Regions from separate parts of the Homo sapiens genome. Here regions 1 and 3 are each linked to region 2. The links are chromatin loops, found by intact Hi-C in ENCODE. Cell type or tissue: endothelial cell of umbilical vein. All regions are shown on one strand.

What was found. A loop is a pair of places that touch in the nucleus more often than their neighbours do. Peaks named below come from ENCODE experiments on the same cell type or tissue, not always from the same donor. Only the 100,000 strongest peaks of a DNase experiment are listed, where the experiment ranks them.
Region 1: it touches region 2 in a loop (3.0-fold over the local background); 3 of 110 quality-filtered maps call a loop at or near these places.
Region 3: it touches region 2 in a loop (3.0-fold over the local background); 2 of 110 quality-filtered maps call a loop at or near these places.

The regions. Positions count from the first base shown.
Region 1 is chr1:52,126,267-52,128,766 of GRCh38, reverse strand. No RefSeq gene overlaps it. Among named protein-coding and RNA genes, the nearest start is that of ZFYVE9, 15 kb to the left of the region's middle. In endothelial cell of umbilical vein, a CTCF peak has its summit at 1,165 (motif pointing left); a DNase peak (open chromatin) is centred at 1,136.
Region 2 is chr1:51,895,516-51,898,015 of GRCh38, reverse strand. No RefSeq gene overlaps it. Among named protein-coding and RNA genes, the nearest start is that of NRDC, 18 kb to the right of the region's middle. RefSeq lists an enhancer at 1-689. In endothelial cell of umbilical vein, a CTCF peak has its summit at 995 (motif pointing left); DNase peaks (open chromatin) are centred at 215 and 945; H3K27ac peaks cover 1,167 bases.
Region 3 is chr1:51,955,693-51,958,192 of GRCh38, reverse strand. All of the region lies in intron 2 of RAB3B (RAB3B, member RAS oncogene family), which reads left to right. Among named protein-coding and RNA genes, the nearest start is that of RAB3B, 34 kb to the left of the region's middle. In endothelial cell of umbilical vein, no CTCF peak of the experiment used is centred here; a DNase peak (open chromatin) is centred at 1,502.

The DNA.
Region 1 (2,500 bases), 230 kb before region 2:
AATAGGCAATTACAATCTTAAGGGGTAAGTGCAGTGTGTTCTAGGAACACAAATCAGGGGTATCTAACCTGAACTTAGGGATCAGGAAAAACTTCTTAGAGGAAGTGTCACCTAAGTTGAGACCTGAAAAATGTCCAGGACTTTGCTAGGTGAATTGGGTAGAGGGAGGGAAGACAGTAGATAGGAAAAGAGTTTTTTGGGCAGCATAAATAGAATGTGCAACAACCTAGAAGCAGGAGAACACATAGTATGGTATGCCTGAAGAACTGAGAGGACAATTTTGGCTGAAGCAGAGAGTACAAAGTTGGGAAGCAATGACAGCCAAGACAGAGGCCAAATCAAGAAAGGTCTTCTAATTCTTGTCAAGGACTTTGGATTCTATCAGCAGTGAGAAGCTGTTAGAGCTTTTAATCTGGTCAATGATGTTAACAGATTTGATTTTAGAAGAGATCACAATGGTGTTAACAGATTTGATTTCAGAAAAGATCACAATGGTGTTAACAGATTTGATTTTAGAAAAGATCACTAACTGCTATGTAGGAAATAGATTAGAGGACACAGACTTGGAGGCAGGGAAGCCACTTATAAGTGTTTATTGCAGTCATCCAGGCAAAAGTGATGGTGACCTGAATTAGGTAGAGGAGGGAAAATACAGATTTCAGGAAGTAAAATCATCAAACTCATGATTGGATTGGCACGTGAAAAAGAGGGAGAGGTCAAGGATGACACTTGGGTTTCTGGGTTGGGTAACTTAGTAGTCAGTGCTGTCAAGCAGGGCGACAGCAGAGAAGGAGAAGGCTTGAGGGAGAAGATGATGAATGCTATTTCAACATGTTGCCAGATTAGGAAACAGGTTCAGAGAGGTGAAGTTGCCTGTCCAAAGTGACTGTAAGTGGCAGAGCTAAGATTCCAACCCAGGTGTGACTACAGATTTTCTTACTGCTTGAGCATTGCCACACCTTCTCCCACGCTCAGGGTGGGAATATGCACCAAGCACCAGGGAGAGGCAAACTGCTGAGACCACTTCTAATGTGGGTGAAGTGCTTTCCTGTCAGTTAGATTTGACTGGAGAATAATGGAAGAGGGTATTCCCACAAGCATAATTATTGTTATTAACATTCTGTCCATGATGACCCACACTGCCATCTTCTGGTGCCAGTAAGGAAGCATTAGGATACACTTGACAGTGGGGAATGTTTATGTTTTTTCATAAGAATTCTGTATGAGGCAGTATGGCATGTATGGTACAACGGAAAGACCCTGGGCTACAGTGTGAAAACCTGGGTTCTAATGATGTAAACATGGACTGGACTGAGGAGGAAAGTTGTGTAGGCATTTGAATCTCTGGGCTTTTCCTCAGGGTATCCAGTTCAGTCAGAGCTCCTTTAGCCTACCAACCTATTTGAGACTGCCCACAAGTACAGAGATAGTGTAGTGGAAAGAGCTTGTGTTTTGCAGTAAGCAGATCTGAATTCGAATTACAGCTCCACTAATTTCAGGTTGACTGGAGAAAGTCACTTATTCTGAGCATTGTTTTTCTGATTTGTATGGTACATAGTTGTAAGGGCTAGCAAGAAAGTGCCAGGTGCATGGTAGGCACTCAATTAAAGTTAAGTATCTTCCCTTGCCTTCTCTTATCTTTTAAACCTAAAACACTGTTTCCCATCACTATCTCTGGCAGCTCCAGAAAAGAGTTAACAACTACTTCATACCCTTTCCTGTTCTTTCCAATGTACATGTATTCTCTCATAATCAGAAAACCAAATAAAAAACATTTTGTTGTACAGAATAGACCAGCCAAATAGTGAGCATCCGTTGTGGCCAACATTTATTTTATTTGAATGTGCTGCATCTCGGTTGTGCACATGAACAAATGATGTGGACTCGTGTGTGTTCTCATGTGAATGTGAATTCACTTTAATTCTGCAAACACTGAGCTCTACCTATGATCCAGACACTATAGGAATAAAGAGTTGGGTGAAAATAGTGTTTTTGCTTGGTTTTGAATGTATGAGCATATGTGCTTTGGCTGAAGGAAGGGAGGATTCATAAAATTGAGGGATGTATGAGGTGAAAGCAGTGAAGGGCTGACACTAGCTCCAGTTGGCTCATGAGAGGCAATTGTTAGATTTTCGAAACTTTGTGAGCCAATTGTTAAACATTGCCATAATAGTTAGAAGAGAAGATTTGAAATGTTCCCGACTCAAAGAAATGATAAATCTGTAAGGTGATGGATATCATAAGTACCCTAATCTGATCAGTATATACTGTATGGAGGTATCTAAATATCATATATACCCACAAATATGTAAAATTATGTATCAATTAAAATGTTTAGTTAAAATTTAAATTATATAAACTTACAATTAAATTATGTTAAAAACCAAAGTAATAAATACAGGCAGCCCTTGCTTTGCACAGTTCTGAAATGCATGAATTTTAGTTACCATAGTTAACAACACAATTCAAATTTCATTTATCACAATATAGTAACTATAAG
Region 2 (2,500 bases):
TTTTAATGAGCTTATCAATATATAACTTCAAAGGGCTCATTTGAAAACCACTGAAACCTAATCTATATTCCTGGAATCTTGGGATGCTAAGATAGACTTCTAGGAGTCTTATTTACATTGAGAAATATGGGAGCTATTTCCCATATTTCCCAATGAGAAATATGGGAGCTATGATAAGTATTCCTTTTGGAAAGATGACTGGGCTCTGACAGACAGGAAATCAGTCACATGAGTGGAATGTAGACAAAACCTGCTTTTGGTCTGTGGGCTGAAGGATGAGAAGAAAATAAAATGTAATAAAGGTTTGTTTTTTCAAAACTATATAGTCATCTTCTATGTACCAGATAACATATTTTCTCCAAGTAGAAGTGAATTCACAATATTAAAGAACTTCTAGGCTGGGCACAGTGGCTCATGCCTGTAATCCTAGCACTTTGAGAAGCCGAGGCGGGAAGATTGCTTGAGCCTGGCCAACATGGTGAAACCACCCACCTCCCCCAAACTCCGACCCCCACAGAACCTCCCCACTTCCCCCACTCCGTCTCTACAAAAAATACAAGAATTAGCTGGGTGTGGTAGCACATGCCTGTGGTCCTAGCTACTTTGGGGGGCTTAGGCAGAAGGATGGCTTGAATCCCAGAGGTAGAGGCTGCAGTGAGCTGAGGTCGTGCCACTGCACTCCAGCATGGGCGACAAAGTGAGACCCTGTCTCAAAACAAAACAAAACCAAAACCAGAACAACATCTATTGAATGCTCCTTTGTCTGACTCTTTTTTTGACAACAAAACCCAAAACAAACAAACAAACAAACAAACAAAAAACCCCAAAGGCTCTCATAATGGAGGAACATGGGTGGTGGTTTAAAGGGAGATAGGATGTGTCCTGGCAAAATCAAGATGGAAAGTCTGCTTCTTCTTCCCCCTTAAGACCAAACATTCTTGTTGAAGAAGACACCCACTTCTGTGTCTCTAGCTCCACCTTGAGGTTTATCAAGAAATCACCTATTCCGGCCACAACGGGTGAATTAGGTTAAAAAGAGCCGAGATCTTTATGCTGTGCCAACAGCTCTTGAACTTGTACTTTGGGCCAGGCTCTGTAATAAGTGCTCTTTGAACATAATGACATTTAATCCTCACAATAATCTTATAACAAATGTATTTTATAATGAGGAAAATTAAGATTAAGAGAGTTTCAAGAATTCAGGACTGGTATAAGATCACACAAGTGGCAGAGTCAGGATTTGAACCCAGCATCTTCTAGGCCTTCGTTTTCGTTCACAAGTGTCTGTGTATACACTCATGTGCACATCTATCACACATGTTTTTCTTTTCCTTTACAACACACCTGTACATCAATCATTTTATTTAATTCTCACAACAACTCTATTAAGTGGGAATTAATATCCCTTTTTGGAAGAAGGTGAGGCTTAGAGAAATAACCTAATTTTCCCTAGGTCATATGGCTCTTAAGCAGTGAGTTTAACCCAGGGCTCCTTTCTCAACTATATGAATAACATGCAACTTCTCAAGCTGACTTGTGATGACTCCTCACAACTTCTTGTCAGTAGCTCCTTGATATTACCAAAGAATTCATCTGAAGACTTGCAAAACCCCCTACTTTAGGAGTGACACTGTAGAACATAATGTCCAAACAAGACACATGTACAATGAGAAGAGTACAGTAAAGCAACATTAAGACGTGGATGAGGTGGGGCACAGTGGCGCACGCCTGTAATCCCAGCACCTTGGCAGGCTGAGGTGGGTGGATCACTTGAGCTCAGGAACTCAAGACCAGTCTGAGAAACATGTTGAAACCCCGACATTACAAAAAATACAAAAATTAGCCAAGGATGGTGGTACACATCTATAGTCCCAGCTACTCGGGAGGCTGATGTGGGAGGATTGCTTGAGCTGGGGAGACAGAGGGACTTGGATGCTATAGGAGATTGACTAGGCTGATTTACTTTTCCCACATTTTCCCACAGACCAGCATCATGGTGCATGATCTAAACTGGCCCTGTAATGTTAAAAATTATTCCAGGTCAGGGACCACTGGGGTTCATCACTTTTGATTAATGGAAATGAATATTAATATTAAATCCATTAAATTCAAAATATATTTAGTGATGGTATGCTCCTACTGCTTGAATTTGCATTTTCTTTCTTTTTTTGTGTGATGTCCTCCTTTTGCCTGCAAACACTTTCTGTCCTTCTGCCAATGAAACAGAAAATTTGAGAGTTGTGAGATAAATGGTAACACCAAGTGCTGGAGGAAAGAAGACAGGTATCTGTCTGTACCTGGAGAGCAGGAGAAAGTTTAGAAACAGGGCTAAAGGACTAGGAAGTATTCTCTAGGTATAAATGTCTGGGTGTTAGGGATGGGAGAGAGTTGAGAGGACCTTCCAGGAAGAGGGAAAAGAAAGGGCAGATACAAGGAAGTCCGCACACAGAGTGGTGTGAGTAGGTTGTGTGGCTCCTGATGGTTGAAGTTTAAAATCAGA
Region 3 (2,500 bases), 60 kb before region 2:
CCTACTTCTGCATATAAAAAGTGACACCTAACCTCAGTCAACAATTAAATGCTGTACTAGAGCCATCCCAGGACATCCCAGCCTCCTCTGTGCCTGGCTGAACCCCTCAGGTTCTTCAGCTAGAACATGGGGAGGAAGAGATAAGGAAGGTAAGAGAGAAGAGAAAGGGAAGATAGAGAAAATTGGTGGCAATTCTGAGGTTGGACCCTGTGTTCAGGCTGCCACGAGGTGCCATTTTGTGAGGAGAGAATATGTCCTCTCAGGATACCGGCCTCCCCCACCGGTGTGTTGCCGTGTCAACTGATTGAGCCCAAAGGCTGGCTTGGAAATTTACCACCAACGGAGGCTTAATTAGCCCTTTAATTTCCTTCCAGCGGAAGTTTGCTCAGGTGGTTCCTAGCCCTGCTTTCTTGGGCTCCTCCCTCCTCTCACTTTCCTACAGCTCTAGCTCACCAGGAATCTGAGGCCCATTCTGGGTGTTGACACCAGGGGGAAGAGCAGCAGATTACTGAGGGCAAACAGTAAATTAAATGAACACGACTGTTTATACAGAACTTTACCAACACACTGTCACAACACTTATCTTACTTTATCCTCCCAACAATACCAAGAAAAGGATATTATTATGAAACCTGTTTTGCAGTTAACAGATCTGCAGCTCAGAAAGTCAAAGACAGCAACTGGTCCAAGGTCACATGCCAAGAAGTGGCAAAGCTAGAATTTGCTTGACCCCAAAATCCATACTCTTTCTGCTGCCCTTCACACTGTCTGTTCATTAAGTGCTTACAGTGTTTAATGAAATGACACATAAGTGCTGAAGGAACACTAAAATTAAGGGGGGAGGATGAGAATGAGGGTAATTTTAAGAGGCTTCTTGGAGGATGTGATAAGGACAGAAGTGGGTGCCAAAGTGCAGGGAATATTGTTAAAATATATTTTTGTCTTGTTCCCATAGGGATTTAAAGTGGCAGGAAAAGATCGACAGAGTGAGGGCCTGCACCGTTTTTTTCTTCCTCCTGGTTTGGTCCTGACTCTAGCCTAAGTTTTCCACCAGTTGTGCTGCTACAGATTATCTCCCAGCAGTTCATTTGATCACTCAAGAACAAACAGACAAAACCATGAAAAGAGTTTATATAGACTTTACATAAAAACCACTAGAAGATTTTATAGTCTGGTGGAAAGACAAGCACGTTGGCAATTCATATACACAGTTTCATTGGAGAGAGGATAGAAGAGAAGTTAGGAAGGCTGTGAAGTTTGACTTTCTGGCTCGGGTCTTTTACCAGCTGTATGGCTTCAGGCAAGGTGTTTAATCTCTGAATCTCATTACTTTATCTGTAAAATAAGTATGAAAATGGGACCTCGCTCAGAAAGTTGTAAGAATTAGCACAGTGCCTGGCACAGCCCGTCTAAACAAATGGCAGCCAGTCATTATTTCTGCCTGTGGGTATGGGAGGAAATGCGAGTCATACAGGAGGAAGCATTTGAGCTGAATTGGAATGGTAATTAGCGACTGCCTTGGCAGGGAAGGGGAAAAGGCTGATCCAGGCAGAGGGTGCAGCATGAGCAAAGCACTGAGACTTAGAGGAACACAATGTTTGGGGCCTATGGAGTTGTCCAGGTTGGTCAGAACCTGAGGAGAAAAGAATGGAGAGGGGTGGCAAGAGCTGAAGGCAGTGAAATTGTTAGGTTAGAAAACCAGGGATAAGTTTAGCATCCTAGCAGGCAGTATAACTTAGGGGTTAAACTCCCAGCTCTGACATTTGCTAACCTGGGCAAGTACTTAACCTCCCTGTGCCTCTCAGTTTATTTGTCTTACTCCAAAGAGCTGGTTATGAAGACTGATGAAGTAGTGCATGAAAAGTGCTTGTCACAGTGCTTGACACTTAGTAAGTACTCAATTCGTGTTAACAATTATTATTATTTGATTATAACAATTATTACTATTTATCCTGACTCCTTAGAGCTAGAAGGGGCCTTAAAAAAGTAATCTAGTCTAATATCCCTATTTAAAGAGGAGAATCCAAGGCGCAGGGTGCACAGTATTCATAAGCCCACAAAGCAAGTTAGTGGTAGGATTAAACCATACCCAGGCCTCCTGCCTCCCAGCCTTACAGCTGTGTGGCTCCCTTGCCATTCATTGTCAGGCTGCCTCTGACAGGCTCTTCCTCGCTCCTCAGATGTTTGTCCCCTGTCCCTTGTAAATAAATTTCAAGGCATTTGCTTTGTGGAGATGAGTGTTGATCCTATTTTTAGAACACTCTGCCACCTGTATGCAAATGATCCTCAGGGGACTCGTCTGCTATGGTGACTTGGGCCAACTCCTGAAAGAAAGCAGCTATGAGACCAGAGGGAAAACAGCCCAGGGTAGGATGGGGATCCTGGACTCCTGATTTCTCTATCTAGTTAAGTCTCTGAACTCCTCTTGCCTGCTCTGTATATGTTAACTCCTTGTGTCTCCATTTGGAAATGAGTTCAGAAATAGGTCCCTGGGGCCAGG